Linked DNA regions of Mus musculus: all the other regions are linked to region 1. The links are chromatin loops, found by intact Hi-C in ENCODE. Cell type or tissue: heart. All regions are shown on one strand. Each heading gives the region's core, and the rest is flanking DNA. Links, peaks and the distances in the headings are about the cores only.

Region 1 (5,792 bases), core at 206-5,205:
GAACACTAAACTTAATTTTGGACTAACTGAATTTGAGAGGTTGCTGGGATATCCCAGATAAAGATGGCGGCTAATAGGGAGAGTCAATGTTTAGAGTAAGCTCATTGCTCTGGGCAAATGGCTGGCCAGAAAGGTGTAAAGGGATCGGTACTCAGAATTGAGGGCATGGTTCTCATTTCAGTTGATGCTCAGTTATGTATTTGAAAGTAATACTGTGCTAGGATAGACAGAATGATGTAGGTTTGGAGGATCTGAAGGTAGAGCCAGAAGGAAAGACTGCCAAAGAAATTCCTGGTGCTCTAGAGAAAATGACCGGGGTGACTGACTACATAATTATATAGAAGGAAGGATCGAAATCAGAGACACAGATAAGCTGATGAAAGAGTTTGAGTCATTGGATGTCTTTATGTCACAGAGGAGGCAAGAGTGAACGTGGCTGGTGTAAAGTTGTCGGGAGGTTGGTTCAATGTCAGTCCATTTCTGTTGCTTTAACAAGACACCTGAGACCTATCTAACTGACAGTCTTGGAAGCTGAGAGTCCGAGATTAGGCAGTACCATCTTTTCAGCTTCCGGTGGGCAAGGGAAAAGCTGCTGGAGAAGAAACAAGTCCTCGGGGCTGGCCTTGCTTTACCACAGCCCTTCCTCAAGAGCTGACTGGGCCCCACAAGCAAAACGGTGTTAATCCTTTTGGAGGCAGATTCCCTAATGAACATCGAGCCAATTGCCTTCCACTGTGTCTAACCTCTGAAAGGTTCCACTCCTTCAAAACCATCACACTGAAGACCAAGTGTCCAGCACAGAAGCCTTTAGAAGACTTACACAAACCACATTCAAACTTAGCACTTGGAGACTGGAGACCAATGTACAGAATTTTAAAATAGGTAGATGTTGTTCAAGCCCGGAGTCCAGACTCAGGGACTGAATTCAACAGTTATGGAATATGGACCGAGGAACAAGTGGAGCACGACGGTAAGTGGACATGAAGTATATCATGATGTCTGGAGGTGAGAGAGAGTGGACCACCAGCCAGCTGCTGACATCCTTTGATGATGGGCTGGCAAGAGTGTTATTTTCTGTAAAGAGTTTTAGCATAACACAAAACCAAATCAAAGAGACCCTACATCAAACAAGGTTGAAGGTGAAGATTAACGCTGGAAGCTGTCTTCTGACCTCTACATGGAGGGCATAACATTACACAAACACAGAAACAGAGACACAGACACATGCACACAATATACATATATACACACACAAATAAATTAAAAAAGAAGTAAGTGTCACAAAGCTGAGCGTAGCATTGGGGTGGAGGGAAGACAGGTTTGTTTGTATTATCCGTCTTGAAGTCCAGAGACGGGATGTGTGGAGTGGGAGTGGAAGGAAAGATTCAGGGTGACGCCAGAGGAGGGAGAGGAGACTGAAGTTGAAAATTGGTGGGAGAGGGTGCACAGGTAAGGAGAGAGACCAGGATGCGGCTGGGGACTAATGAGAGGCTTCTGACAGATGTCACTGCTAGGACATCTCAGAGGAAAGACACATGGGATGGTTAATGCTGTAAGGCAGATTCTCCACTAAATCTCTCTCTCCTTCCCTTCCTTCCTTCTTTCTTTAATCAGAGGTTTTTCAGAAAAATTTCAAATGAACTGTCAAAATGTATTTAAAAGTTTCCATCTCGTTGGTCTTAACATAGTAACTAGAGAGTGGAACGATTCAATACTGTTACCATTGATGGTGGTGCTGGGGTATGTGTGTGCCTGTGTGTGTGTGTGTGTGTGTACTGGGGAAGTGAAGCTGAAAGTGACGGAACCTTCACTGAGGCGGTGACCCAGAGGGTGGGGTGAGGATGGTAGAAAGGCGTGGTAGGGGGACTTTGGAACGACTGGCTTCAGGTTCACATGGGGACGATGGTATGGACTTGGTGTTATCTCTAGGATACTGACTCTTCTGATTGGTGTTACCAGGACATGAGTTAGCACAAGGCTGGCCAGCCGGCACTGTGGCCAGCACTGGTATGGTCTTTAAATGCATGACCTAGGCAAAGCTGCAGGGCAGTTATTTACAGTTATGAAGAGCCCCAGATATCTCTTAATTCAGTTCCTCATTAGCAGGTTCAACACGTAAGATCCAGACATGGATTACCAGGCACATACTGGGTGTCAACTTGTTTGTTCAAAGTGACTTGAGACTCTCATACTTTGAGATTCACTTATTCTTTGAGATGTTCATAGATGAATGCAATGCATTTCTATCACATCCATGCCTTCCCTGACTCCTCCCCTCCCTGGCTCCTCCCCTCCCCTCCCCCTCCCCTCCTTGACTCCTCCCAGACCTAACATCCATGCATCCCCTTCCCAACTTCATGTCTTTCTATTTTCCTAAACCCGGCGTGTCTGAGTTATTAGTGCCCGTATCACGGATGTGGTGCCATCAGCTAGAGAGTAGGCAGCCTAGCAGGAGGCCACACCCTTGAAGAAAAATGCCTGGAGAAGACTATTTTATTTATGAATAATTACTCGGTGATGCGTGCTGATTTGCATACCTACTTTACATATTGGGTATCCACCGTCTAAATTATTTATGCATTGTAAAACCATTCTTCTGATTGCACTGTCGAAATTGATACACTGAAGTAGCACATTAGCATGTATTAATAATTCAAAGTACCCGCAGTGCTTGATTATTACATAAATGGCTACTACTGCTATTGCTGCTAATTGTTTCTTATAATAATTATAATTATAATTAAGTAATAAGCAGACAACTAATTTGTTGTATATGCTTCACATGTATATAAAATATTTCTAAGAGAACATTTTTGTGTCAAAATAGAGAAAACAACACTGCATTTGTGCAAGTAGATTTGAAGTGTCCCTATCATAAAAGGTATGTGATATGTCAGTTTAATTTAGTCATTTCACAAATATACATATTTCAAGACAATACATTATATGAAATATATAATTTGTGAACATTATTTCCCAGTTAATAATATAATGGTATCCACACAATAAAAACTCCTCCTAAGAAGCACATGTTTAAATAAATACGTTCTTTGACCATCAGTTGGTGGCTATACTTGCCCCTGCCCGCTATTTCCACCAGGGGGCAGTGCTGGCCTTCAAATGGATGTCGCTGGTCTTGGCCCTTAACTGGAAGTGATTAATGTAAGCGTTGTATTGATAGTGTGACATACAGATCCCAAAGGAGCTTCTTGTGCATCATCTTGGATGAATCGCAACAAACCTGGAAATAAGGAAAAAGGAGAGGTTTTCTTTTGTGTAGGCTAACTTTTCCTTTTTTTTCCTACTTGATCCAAACTAGTGCTACCTGGGAAGAAGGATCCTAGACTGAGAGAATACCTCCATCAGATTAGCCTCTAGGCAAGTCTGTGGGGGGCGGTTTTATTTTTATTTATTTATTTATTTATTTATTTATTTATTTATTTATTCTTGTGATTGACGTGAGAGCGCCCAGCCCACTTTGGGTGGCTCCACCCCTAGGCAGGTGGTCCCAGGAGGTATAAGAAATAGTTGAACCTGAGCTTGTGACCAATCCAGCAAGCAGCGGTTCCTCCATGGTCTGGCTTGAGTTCCTGCCTCCGGGTTCCTGCCCTGCTTGAATTCCCACCTTGTTCTCTTCATTGATGGACTGTGATCAGGAGGTATAACACGAAATAAACTCTTTCCTCCCTCAAATTGTTTTTGGTCACAGTGTTTATATTGCAGTGAGCCTGGATTCCCAGCACCCACATAGCAGTTCCAGTGTAAGAGTCGTCCTGTTTTGACCTTCAGAGGACTGCATGAGTGGCATGCTCAGACACATGGAGGCAAAACACCCATACACATAAAATTAAATAAGCCTTAAAATAAAGAGATATTTAACGAACACTTACGTACCAGCCTCTATGTTAGCAGCAGGTAACACAGAAAGAAAAACAGATACATTCTTAACTTTTATGGAGTGTGTGTGTGTGTGTGTGTATAGAGTTGGTCCTAATAACCATAAAATAGAAATTGTGTTAGATCTTAGGGAAAGGAACATATGCAACTACTAAAGAAGACCTAGTATAGGCTGGGGTAACCTTTTAAAGAAATAACATTAAGTACATAGAAGAAACATGAAAAAATATTTTTAGGCTGGGACGTGGGTGGGGCAGTCTTAGAGGGGAAGAGAATATAACTATGAGTAAAAAGTTTATAGTTAACCCTAGGAGCTGTTAGTTTATTTTATATTAATATAGTACGTTACCATAAACTTAATCCTTTATAATGAAAGGGATATTTTTAGCTAACAGCTCTAGAGGTTCAAGAACAAAGCATTGTCGTCAGCTTCTGCAAGAAGCTCGTGCTGGCGGTGTGGTGGAGGGAGTGCTGAGAAGGAGGGGGGTGATCCACGGTGAGATAAAAAGCCAGATCACAGACAGAGGGCTCAGGAGCACTCTGACACAACAGCACTTCCAGAGGATTAACCCAGATCTCATGAGAACTCCCTCAGTTCCTTCCAAGGGTGGTGCTCACAATGACCTAATCAACACCCAGGAGGAGTCAACTCTTAAAAATCCCTGTAATGAGAGTTTTGGTTTCTTTGGGAAAACAAAACAAAACAAAACAACCAAGTGTTATAAGAATATGTTTCGTTTTAATCCCAGGTGTGGGATATGGGAATGCTTTGGATCGTCCACAACAGCTGACTATGATTTGCCTCGTGCTCTGGCAAGGGCATGGTTTTGCCCGCTGTGCACGTGTAACATTCGGTGTTCCAGGAGCTCTTCAGAGGGTATATACATGCTAGGTCCCTGAGAGGCAGGGTTACTGTTGTTGGGTTGTTGGTTGGTTGCTGTTAGCTGAGGTTTGTTAAGTAGTCGTGTGCAAAGAAGAAACAACAAGAAGTTAGATATCCTGATGGCGAATATCAAACGTGTCCCGAGAACCTCAATGTCTCTTATCATCGGAAAGTAGTCTAACCATAATGTCACCCCCTTCTCCTCTATTCTTTTCTCTCTCCTATCTAGTGTTAGGGGGTTGTAAGGGTGGAAGAAAAGGGATGAGGAAGGGTAGAAGATAAAGAAGCCACAAGGTAGCCAAGAGTCGGGCTACAGGTCCCACTACTTCTGAGCATAGCCATCCTAGTGACCAAATTCCACATGAAACTTTGGAGGAACACAGTCAAAGCACAACCAAACCATAGCAGGAAGGAATAGTGGGGTGCCTTCAAGGAACTGGAGGAGGTGTGGATGTTAGTGTGCCAGGAGGCGGCTGATCAAAAGGTGTATTGGGCGAGAGGAGGGACTTTAGATTCTTAGCATTAAAGGTAACTTGTGAAATATAAGCAGTTCTTGTTATGTTTTGTTATCATTTTGTAATTTTTCTAGCTGGAGTGTAGGGGATGACTGGTGATGGAATAAAAATCAGTAGAGAAATCACTAGAAAGCCAGCCACAGTAATCTGGTGATGATAAGGTGACCTGAGTCAGGGCAGAGCTAGATAGATGGCCTTTCGATAATTTTGAAGATGGTCTAAACAGGACCTGGCAGTGACTAGCTGAGGTATGGGTAGGAGTGAAGTGAATGGAAGAGAGAGGAACCAAGAATTATTCTTGTAGTAGTAAAAATAAAGGTCCCTCATAGAAGTCTATGCTCCAGGAACTGTGACTATATTCCCTTACACAACAAAATGGGCTTTATGGAAATGTTTAAATCAAGGATAAGCAATCATGATTCTGAGGAAGTTTTCTTAGAGCAGTAGCAGTGGAGAGCTTGGGTGCTGCCACACTGTGCCATTGCAAATATGTCCTT
Region 2 (5,792 bases), core at 469-5,468, 84 kb after region 1:
TGCAAGCATCCACAGCTGCTATGAGCCCACGACTGCAGTGGCTGTGTTTTACCCAGAACATAACAGTTTGCATTTCTTCTCCCCACCCTCTGGCTCTCAGGTTCTTTCTTCCTCCTGCAAGGTTCCCAGAGCCTTAGAGCAGGTGGTAGAAATGTCTCACTTAGGGCTGAGCACACGTCTGCTACGTATTCTCAGCATCTTGTGCATCCATGAGTTTCTGCCTTTTCCATTGTTCACTGGAAAGAAACACTTTCCTGGCCAAGGCTGAGAGTAGCATTTGTCTACTGGCATATGCATAGATATTTAGATGACAGCTCAATATTGTCAATTTAGCTAAACAACAGTGTTTAGTTCCCTCCTAGAACCTATGATCTCTCCTGTCTTTTTTTTTTTTTTTGGCCAGATTTACAGAACCAGGCAGGAATTCTTGCCTATGGAGTAGATCTAAATTCCAATCAAAGAATAACTGACCATCTCCTTAACAGCAATATAACTATTGCGCATGTCTGCGTATCTACTTGACAGGTTGTTCGGCTGACTGGTGGGCCTCAGTTGGGTAAGAACATTGCTTGTTCCCCCAGTAGCCTCCATAGCATCCTTGGGGACTATGAAACTAGTAGGTGTGGAGGAAGCTTCCAGCTCATTTCTAAGTGATTTCTGTGTTTCATGCATCCTATGAGTGTGGCCTTACCATCTAGCTCTGATAGGCATTCAAGAAGACTTGTAAAAGCCTATACTGTTTGGGTGGTCTCTGAGATCTCCTTGACTAACAACTTATAAAGAGGCATTCTACCATTGGCATTGGGGTTTTTGTTGAACAGTTCACAGAAACTGAAAAAAAAAGTCACGGAGACATAAATGTAAAATGCTGACTTGGTCATTATACATTATGGACACATATTCTGAACACAAGAAACATGTACAATGAAAATAATAAGAAAAAAGAATCTATAAGAAAAATAGTTTAATGCTGGGCAGTGGTGGCACATGCCTTTAATCTCAGCCCTTGGGAGGCAGAGGCAGGTGGATTTCTGAGTTCGAGGCCAGCCTGGTTTACAGAGTAAGTTCTAGGACAGTCAGGGCTATACAGAGAAACCCTGTCTAAACAAAACAAAACAAAACAAAACAAAACAAAACAAAACAAAACAAAACAAAACAAAACAAAACAACAACAACTCAGCACAGCCAGGAGTGGTGGGTGGTACAAGTTTATGGTACCTAGAATTACTTCGTAGAATTTGGGAGGTGGAGGCAGGAAGATTTATAACTAAAGGCTGTCCTGAGATGCATAGTGAGACATTGCCTCAACAAGCCCCAGCCTCAAATCAGTCTATCCTTCTAAAAAAAGAAAAGAGAAAGAAAAAGAAAGAAAAACCAACAGTCCTGTGTCATCTAGGCACAAGAGTGAAAGTCTGTCTCTCCTTGGGACTCAGTCAGGCCTGAGGGCGGCTTTCCACAGCTAGGCGGATGCAGGTGGAGCTGGGCTAAAGGAAGGAGGAGTGGGCACAGTGGGTAGAGTGGAAGATAAAGCCACAGGCCATGTCTGCCCGATGTCACAAGATTGCTATTTAATACTGGAGATTTCACCATCCTTACAAGAACACCTTGTGGAGCCTTTCTTTTACCGAAGGTCCGAACTTGGGTTCCCGGAGTCATTCTATGGCACTGACCTGGGGTGAGAGTGTGATGGATAGCAACATAATGAGATGCTTCCCCTGTGAATGAGCAGGGGCCTCTTATTCATGGGGTTTACCCGGCTTCACGTTCCTCAGCTCCTGTTCCAGGAGGCTGGAGGGTGGACCTTTGCCCACATGCGAGTTGACTGAGTAAGGGTATAAAGTCCAAGTGCATTGGGGGAGGTCCCTCCCGTCTTACACCCTGACAAATGGAACAGCAACAGTCTCCAAAGGAACTTCCCAAGGGTGGATCCATCTCATAATTACAGGCTAGCTGCAGAATGGGTCAGTGGTCTACATTTCAATAAAGGAGCCTGTAGGAGGGAACTCTGAAGGCTGGGCGTGACAATGAATACACAGCTAAGGAGGAGAGAGACACAGAGAGACAGAGAGAAACAGAGAGAGAGAGAGGGACACACAGAGACACAGAGACAGACAGACATGCAGAGGTGGGGGAGTTTCATTAATTTGTCTTAAAGAGGGAAAAAATCGCCCCCAAGTCTTTTCTCTGGGGCTGGGGAGATGACTCTCAGTAAAGTGACCGCTTTGCAAACACGAGGAGCCAAGTTTTATCTCCAGCACCCAATTTAAAAGGCTGGGGATGTAGAGACAGGCTGATGATCCCTTTGGCTTGTTGGCTAGCTAGCTTAGCCCTAATGGCAAGCTCCAGACTAGTAAGAGACCCCAACTCAAGCAAAAAGGTGACCCAAGAATGACACCCCCCCCCGCGAGCACACACACACACACACACACACACACACACACACACACACACCTGTATGTATACACTCCCACACTTCTGCACCTGTACACACATGAACACACATATGCATACACACTAAAGAAAAAGACTTTTTTTCCTGTTCTTAGGATGTCTATTATCAACTGAAATCTATCTTGCTAAAATCCCAGCAGGGAGAAGGAGAAAGAGAAGTGAGCATAAAGACCCATTCCTCACCAAGAAGCTCTTTGCAAATGATATCTATTGGGAGAGGGAAAATCAGTTTTCTCCAGTGGAGTGATGCTGGATACACCAAGCACCCTGCAGGGAAGGCTTCATGCTCAGGAGTAGTTGGCCAGCACAGAGTCAATGACAGGTGATATGTGTGTGTGTGTGTGCGTGCATTTTTCTTTGTCTTATTTATTTACTTATCAATTTATGTATCTATTCAGTTAATTATTTTGAGGGAGAAAGACTACAAAGTTGGGTGTCTAGGGTGGTAGAAAGAGTTGGGAAAAACTGGAGGAGCAGAAAAAATATGTTCAAAATTTATCGCATGAAAAGAGCCAACACACACACACACACACACACTTAATGAAATGTGTCTTGTTATGTGCATTCATCTAAATAAGACATTCGATTGATTGTTTCTCTACACAAAACACGAAACACTGATTCATATCAGATTTGTTTTGGGAAAGGATAGATCTGGAAACAAGAGACTCAGGGCCACTGCAATTGTGTCTGCTTCTGGTAATGACGTTTCAGAGATAAGAGTGAATCCTTTGGCTCTACGGTCTTAAGAGGCTTTGGTTCGTGCGTAGCTCTGGCTCCCTCTGCTGGCTCCATGCTTCCCTGCATGGCTTTGATAGTTGCTAGATCTCAGCCCCTGGGTTCTCTCTTTCCCTCTTGCCCCTCTTTCCCTCTCCACTCTTATGTTACACTCTCCTTCGATCCAAGAGGAATTCCTCAGGCAACGACTCTCAGTTGTCAGCCACACTGGATTCTCTAAGGTAGTGTGGTGAGATGCTTCAGGCTAAAGTCATATTGGTCATGTGTATAGTTTTTGTACTGGACGATGGGTTAAGTTGGATTATTTTCAAATCTGAGAAAGGATAACACCATGCTACTTTGTACTCCTGAGCCCAGAAACTGTTATCGGAAGGCACTCTAGATGTTTTAACAAACACAGCAAAGTACTAGATCCATCCAGAGCATGGACTCCAAGTCTCTCCGAATCTTGTCCTCAGATTAGTCGAGGCTAGTCTCCAAAGTCCTGCCAAGCTTATTAAGGGTGTTGAGTGATTGCTGTTATGTTCGCATTATCTTAGTATTTTACTTTAAATGTTTCCTGGGTTTGACAGACCTCTGGAAACGTGCCAGTGGGGATGCCTATGATGTAGGGCATTGGGACCAGGAAACCCGGTTGCACTGGGTTTTGATGCAGAACTCAGACAATGAACGAGTCAAGTCTTAGTTTATCTTTTCAGCAATACTAGTTTTGGGGTTCTCCCACGTTGAAATCAGAAGTCCCTGTCCCTGTAACACTGCCTGTGTCTGCTCTGGCTCCAAGCCTCAGCTGCCACCTGACCTGTGTGGCACTGTCACCATGGGGAGCTCATGGTTCTGGTCACCTGATTTTCGTCTGCACCTGTTAGCAAGCACTGTTTGTCTGCTGACTCCCAGAGAGTGAGGGGATGGTAAAAGCATGACTTTAAATATCCTTTAACTTTTCCAGAAGCTTCTTATTAGGGCACCGGTGTTAAAAGGAAAAGAAGTCTCTTATATTGTAATGATCTCAGGGAGCTGAGTGGCCCAGTGTGTGTGTGTGTGTGTGTGTGTGTGTGTGTGTGTGTGTGTGTGAGAGAGAGAGAGAGAGAGAGAGAGAGAGAGAGAGAGAGAGAAAAGAAAGAGAGAAAGCTACTGAAAGTTTCTAGCTTATTCTCCAATCAGATGGGCTCAGAGGAGGCCCTGAACACATTGTGAGACCAGAGTGGCCATTTGTTTTCAATCACTGTGCCCACCAGGGAATAGGTTAAGCCTGCCCTGACATCACCCCTTCCCACTGACCTGGTCAGCTCTGTCCTTTGTGGATGGACTAACTATGATGAAGTAGAGTAATATGAAGCTGTCCTTATTATGGATTGGAGGGGACAGAACATCTGCTGTCTCATAGGGCTCCATTTATTTTGAGAAAGATCTTTGGCTAGAATTCCAGTTCAAATAACTGTTAAAGTGTTCCCTGTCACACACAGGACTTCATGTTCTGTGAGGTGGTGTCATGCAGGCTCAACGGAGATAAGAGAAGGCCTAGTTATGTCCTGGTGGCCATTTTTTGCCATCGTTCACAGGATACAGTCAGTATAATCCCTGAGGTCTTTTATGTGATGACATGGAGATTAATTTGACTTCAAATTTGCACCTTGAAGAAGGAAAAAGCGTGCCTTGCCTCTTTGGCCAGCAGGGGTCGCTCTTGCTCTTTCTCTCTAACAGAGGCTAACCTGAAGCAACCCCTTCCAGGTTGCTGGGGATAAAAAAAAAAAAAAAAAAAAAAAAAAAAAAAAAAAAAAAAATCCAGTTTCTGACTCACCTCCCGACCTTTTTACTCTGTTCAAATTAGCATCTTGCGAAAAACACCATGATGAGCAATAGTTGACCATGAGTCTGGAAAGGGATTGAAGAAAACTATACAGTTTTAAAAGAAAACTGCCCATGGTCTCTTTTGACTATTTAAAATTTTTGCCCTGGGTTAGCAGCAGGGATGGGGTGGAGTGGGGTGAGGAGAATGATTCAGACATTTTAAAAATCTTTTAAGTGATTGCACCAATTCTAACCTCTTTAGGTAGTCTGCAAAGTGCCTTTGCTTCCATTTAGTCGGCTGTGAAGGATCAAAGCCCCTTTTTGCTTTACTAAGAGATGGTCCACTTTTCCCAGGGCAGAGTTATTGAGAGAGGCCTAATTACCCTGCTGTGATTTTAACCCAGTTAGTTCTGCTCTCCCAACCACAGCAGAGGTTGGGACTCCTTTTCCGCAAAAGTTACAGGCCTGATGGTAATTTTTATTTTCATATATGTATGAATATATATGTATATGTATGCATATGTGTGTGTGTGTGTGTGTGTGTGTATGAACTGGCCTGGAACTCACTATGTCATTTTGTAGCCCAGGCTAGCCTCAGGCTCACAGTGATCCTTCTGTCTCTGCCTCCTGAAGACCAGGATTGTAGGCATGAGCCACTCATCACACCTGGTCCCTGGAGGTAAATATTTAAAAATCTCTGGGGTCAAAGAAACAGGTCTGTAACTCTGCCCTTGCACAATCTGTCATGGATGACATGTAAGTGGGTCACTGTGTCTTAACAAACGTTATGCCCACTTCAGTCACTCCTTCACCTA
Region 3 (5,792 bases), core at 469-5,468, 920 kb after region 1:
GCTAGTCCTAGATTCTGAGCAGTCTCCACACGCCCCAGGACAGTGTCTGAGGAGAAGAGTCCTATGAATCTCTTGTTCACTTCAGTTCCCATACAGCCCCACCACCCCAGGCTCCCCATGCCTTCCTGGTTGCCTTGCCCCTTCCCTTGAACTCCCTCAGATCCTGTCACCTGGATCTACAACCATGAAAAGGGACGTGCGCCTGTTAACAGCTTTGTTCCCAATGCAATGCCTGACAACTGACAGGTGCTTAAACACTAAATGAATGAATGATTACAGGTAAACCCACAATCGCCACCCAGAACTCTGACCATCAGTTGCAAACTGTGCCAACACCCACAGACACTACCCACTGCATCCCAGTCGAACCTCCCAGGATCCACTCAGACTAAGACAACCAACCCCACTGGGGAACCCAATGCCAGATCCAGAGAACACAGCACCCCCTGCTGGCCCTGTGGCATAACTGCCTCCCAACTTCAGGTAGGAGGTTATCAATGCTGGAGCCGTCAGGGCCTCAGAAGTAACAGCTGCGAGATGCTGGCAGCTGCAGGGCCATTTGTCACTCCAGCAATGTCAAACAACCATCATCCAAAGGAGCGACCCACTCCCTGCATGGGTGGGAAGCTGCCCCAGAGGCACAAAGAGCTTATCCCAGGTCACTCCACAAGAAATTGTCCTACATTTTCATTATAGTATGTGCGTGTGTGCACGCGCGTGTGTGTATGAGTGCGTGCGTGTGCACGTGTGTGTACGTGTTCTTTTTCACCATGTTCGTCGGCGGGATCGAACTCCATGGTAGGCCTTTTCCTGGTCGGTCTACAGACACACAACCCCATGCTTGACGCCCCTGGGCCAGCCCCAAAGTCCCCCAGCCTTAAAGAGAGGACTGTGCCACACATCTCTGGAGCCCCAGTAATTATCAGCTGAAGGCTAGACTCAGGCAGCAGGTCTCGTCTCTAAACCCGGTCTGTGCTGCCATCGTGTGGCCGCCGCTGGAAGTGCGCCTGTTCTATGACTGCTTAGACCCTGAAATTCTAAATTCTTCTTGGGTTGATCTAAACAGGTTATAGCTGGAGCTCCAGGGGATACAGAAAGGAAAAGACATGGGGGGGGGACGCCTCCAAACTGAACTTGGAGTCGGTTTTCCCTCAGAACAAAAGGTAATTCAGGAGATACCACATCTAAGTCACTAGAGAAGACCACTTGAGAATCAAGTGTGACTCCTTGAGTTTCAGGCCCAGGACGTGTGACCACAGTCCTTAGGTGAAGAACAGATCATGTGAGACAGGATATGGGATGACAGGACACATTGCCACGTCTGAGTCACAGGGTTGGGGGAGGGGATGATGTCATCGGCTGACTAGAGAGCCTTGGAGACCAGGGACATACCTGGGAAGAAATCTGAGACAACTAGAAATAAGAAGTGAATAAAATCTAAGAGGCCTGGGATTGCTGCTTACACACAGATACTGGGGTATTCACCTAAACAGTGTTCTTTATGTCACACGTGTTTGGCATTTCTCAAGACCTTACTACAAGCCATACCAAATGGTGTGGAAACATTTGGAGTTTACTATAGCAGAGTTGCTAGAGCGCTTGCCTACCATGCACTGGGCCCAAGGATCAGCCTGGGTTCAGTCATTAAGGCTACATAAACTGGGGGTGGGAGAGATGGCTCAGTGGTTAAGAGCACTAACTGCTCTTCCAGAGGTCCTGAGTTCAATTCCCAACAGCCACATGGTGGCTCACAACCATCTGTAATGGGATCTGGCGCCCTCTTCTGGTGTGTCTGAAGACAGTGATGGTGTACTTATATACATAAAATAAATTAATAAATAATTTTTTTAACTACATAAACTGGGTGCAGGCCTGCCTGTAACCCCAGGACTCAGAAAGTAGAGACCAGAAGCTTAAGGTCAAGACTGGGGGGATGGCTCCCCAGATAAGTGCTTAGCTCTTTCAGGGAACCTCAGGTGGGTTCCTAGCACCCAATTCAAAGGATTCACAATCACCTGTGATGGCAGATCCAGGGGAGCTGGCATGTTCCGGCCTCTGCAGGCGGCTACACACACACACACACACACACACACACACACACACACACGGCACAGGTAAACTCAGGCACAAACACATCCGCATAAATACAAGTAAAGACTTTTTTAAGTTCAAAGCCATTGTCGTTTTGTTTTGTTTTGTTTTGTTTTGTTTTTTAGACAGGGTTTCTCTGTGTAACCAAGGCTGTCCTGGAACTCACTTTGTAGACCAGGCTGGCCTCGAACTCAGAAATCCGCCTGCCTCTGCCTCCCAAGTGCTGGGATTAAAGGCGTGCGCCACCACCGCCCAGCTCAAAGCCATTGTCTTAGGGTTTCTGTTGCTGCCATGAAACGCCAGCACCAAGGCAGCCTAGGGAGAAAAAAAATTTATTTGACGTTATGCTTCCACGTTCATTATCAAAGGCCAGGAACTCAAACTGGGCAGGAACCGGAGGCAGGAGCCAACGCAGAAGCCATGGAAGGGTGCTGCTTACTGGTTTACTCGGCCTGCTTTTTTTGTTTGTTTGTTTGGTTGGTTTTTTGGGTTTTTTGGGGTTTTGGGGGGGATTAAGACAGGGTTTCCCTGTGTAGCCCTGGCTGTCCTGGAACGGCCTCGAACTCAGAAATCCGCCTGCCTTTGCCTCCCAAATACTGGGATTAAAGGCATGCGCCACCACCGCCCGGCTTCAGTCTGCTTTGTTATAGAACCCAGGACCACTGGGCAATGGTGCCTCACTCCTTTAATTCCAGCACTTGGGAAGCAAAGGCCGGTAGATCTCTGAGCTCCAGACAGCCAGGATTACAGAGAGAAATCCTGTCTCGAAAAAACAACAGCAACAACAACAACAAAGGCTGAAGCACTGGCTCTCTGATTTAGAGCCTGGGTTCCATCCCCAGTACCTAGATGATGGTTTACAACCATCTGTAATCCCCGGGGATCTGGTGCCCTCTTGTGGTCGCTGGCGGTACTGCATGCATGTGCTGCTCAGACATACATAAAAACAAAATACCTGTACACATAAAATAATAAAATAAAAATAATCAAAAATAAGAAGAACCTAGAACCACCAGCCTAGGAATGGAAGCCACAGTGGCCTGGGCCCTTCCTCATCAAGCACTAATTTTAAAAATGCCCTACAAGCTTACCTGTAGCCCGATCTTATGGAGGCATTTTGAAGTTCCCTCTTCTCAGATGACTTTAGCTTCTATCGAGTTGACATAAAACTATCCAGCACTGTCCTCCTCCGCTACATAAAAAGGTGGTGGCCAGAGGCTGGGGAGATGGCTCAGCAGTTAGGAGCTAGGCTCACAAGCAAACAGAGAGAGATTTAAGCCTACCTGAACATCAGTAACACGGTGGTAGATTCCAGAAACGGGACGGAGCCGGAGGGCGGGGGGGGGGGGGGGGGACAGGACGGGAGGGTGGGGGCGGAGCAGGGGAGATGGAACAGGGTAAGCACATTACCCAGAAGCCTAAATAAATAAGGAAATTGTGTTTGTAAGGAGAGAGAGAAGGATGGGGAAGACAGAGAAGGGAATGTGGATTGACAGGGGGAGAGGTTGGTTTGAAACGCAATTAAAACTGGATGATCAGACCATGCATGGTGTCACACAACTTTGATGCCTGGACTCGGGATGCAGAAGCAGGTGGAACTCTCTAAGTTCTAAGCCATCCTGGTCTATATAGTGGACACAGTCTCATTCTTAGGTAGATAGGTAGATAGATAAGTAAATAGATAGATAGATAGATAGATAGATAGATAGATAGATAGATAGATAGATAGATAGACAGACAGACAGACAGAGAAGGAAGGAAGGAAGGGCCTCAGCGAAAAGGTAACTTTAAGGCAAAACCTCAAGACTTTGAGAAAGAACCAAATATCTGCTCCATCCCAGGGTGAGGATGTCGCAATAATGCTCTGATACCCAGGACGTAGGGGCGGAAGATGGAGATAAGCAGAGCCCAGAGCTGATTGACCACATCAAGGAAAGACAGAAGGGCTGGAGAGAGAGATGGCTCTGCAGTTGGAAGCACTAGCTGCTCTTCTGGAGGATCAGGCTTCGGTTCCCAGAGTCCACATGGCAACTCATGGCTGTCTGTGGCTCCAGTTCCAGGGGAGCCAGTGCACTCACACACATTCACAAGCATGCAGATGGAACACTGATACACATTAGATAAATAAATAAATTTTAAAGGAAAAGACAAAGACTGACTCCACAGAACAAGGTGAGACTTTGGTTGCTATGGAAGAGTCAGACACCGGAAAGCAGGGCTGGGAGCAGAGAAACACAGGAGGAGACTGGGAAACTCTTCTGTAACCCGTGAAAGCCAAAAAAACAGCCAGTCCAGAGCACTGTGCAAGGGGAACCCAGGGTGTACTTAGCCCATTGGATATGGAGTAGGAAGTGAGGATCTAGGGCAGTGGTTCTCCACCTGTGGGTCTCTGCCCCTTTGGGAATCAAAAGACCCTTTCACAGGGGTTGCATATCAGATATCCTGGATATCAGATATTTAAAACATTACAATTCTTTTTTTTTTTTTTTAAAGATTTATTTATTTATTTATTATAAGTACACTGTAGCTGTCCTCAGACACTCCAGAAGAGGGAGTCAGATCTTGTTACAGATGGTTGTGAGCCACCATGTGGTTGCTGGGATTTGAACTCCTGACCTTCGGAAGAGCAGTCGGGTGCTCTTACCCACTGAGCCATCTCACCAGCCCTTTTTTTTTTTTTAAAGATTTATTTATTTATTTATTATAAGTACACTGTAGCTGTCCTCAGACACTCCAGAAGAGGGAGTCAGATCTTGTTACAGATGGTTGTGAGCCACCATGTGGTTGCTGGGATTTGAACTCCAAAACATTACAATTCTTAAGAGTAGCAAAATTGCAGTTATAAAGTAGCAACAAAATAATTTTATGGTTGGGGGTCACAGCAACATAAGGAACTGCACTAAAGGTTGAGAACCACTGATCTAGGGTGTTGTCTCCAAGGTAACAGAGTTGCCATGGGTTGTAACAGTGACTCATGGGAGGGGAGAGATGCTGGGGCAGGTTTGATTTGAAACAGAAGTTTCACTCTGTGAATTACCTGTGCACATATGCACTGTAAAGTATAACAAAGTTTTCCATGATAAAGTCTTTGTTTAGTTTTGAGCTTTGTTTATATGCTTGGTTAAATATTTTAGTTTTTTTAAGATTAATTTTTATTATTTTTAATTGTGTATATATGGATGGAAGGTATTTGTGTGTGTGTGTGTGTGTGTGTGTGTGTGTCCCTTTCTGTGTTCCTCCATAGTAACATAGTTCTTTCAACAGGGCCACAAACTCCCTAATAGTTCCACTCCCTGTGGGCCAAGCATTCACACACATGAGTCTGTGGGGCCATTCCTGTTCAAACCACATAACCAAGATGGTTATGAGCCACCTGACGTGCGTACTAGGAAACAAACTCAGGTCCTCTGCAAAAGTGCTACGTGTCCTAACTACTGAGATATCTCTCCACCCCCAATGTTTTGGTTTTGGGGAACAGGGTCACACTCTGTAGCCCAGGCTAGCCTCAAATTCATAGCCACATGGAGCCTGAGATTACTAGCATGCCCCACCACACCTGGCTTTTGCAGGGTTTGAGACAGAGACTCATGAAAGCCAGACTGTCCTGGAACTCACTGCGTGAGTTATACCTAACTGTGTTCTTGACACAGCCTCTGGGCCTCTGAAAGGAAGAACCCTTCAAGGAACTGCCTATGTCAGAT

The links. Hi-C counts contacts between places; a loop is a spot of excess contacts. Peaks named below come from ENCODE experiments on the same cell type or tissue, not always from the same donor. Only the 100,000 strongest peaks of a DNase experiment are listed, where the experiment ranks them.
Region 2: it touches region 1 in a loop (10-fold over the local background); 29 of 42 quality-filtered maps call a loop at or near these places.
Region 3: a loop joins it to region 1, with 5 times the contacts of the local background. A loop is called at or near these places in 27 of 42 quality-filtered maps.

What each region holds. Positions count from the first base shown.
Region 1 is chr11:99,376,670-99,382,461 of GRCm38, forward strand. No RefSeq gene overlaps it. Among named protein-coding and RNA genes, the nearest start is that of Krt28, 4.7 kb to the left of the region's middle. In heart, for the core only: no CTCF peak of the experiment used is centred there; a DNase peak (open chromatin) is centred at 3,092; H3K27me3 peaks cover 2,179 bases.
Region 2 is chr11:99,460,126-99,465,917 of GRCm38, forward strand. No RefSeq gene overlaps it. Among named protein-coding and RNA genes, the nearest start is that of Krt20, 25 kb to the left of the region's middle. In heart, for the core only: CTCF peaks have their summits at 3,234 (motif pointing left) and 4,852 (motif pointing right); a DNase peak (open chromatin) is centred at 4,816; H3K27me3 peaks cover 701 bases.
Region 3 is chr11:100,297,527-100,303,318 of GRCm38, forward strand. It overlaps Gm14206 (a long non-coding RNA gene), which reads right to left and starts at 3,400. Exons shown (of 5, transcript XR_880211.2): 1 at 3,183-3,400. In heart, for the core only: CTCF peaks have their summits at 999 (motif pointing left) and 2,993 (motif pointing left); a DNase peak (open chromatin) is centred at 975; H3K4me3 peaks cover 297 bases; H3K27me3 peaks cover 76 bases.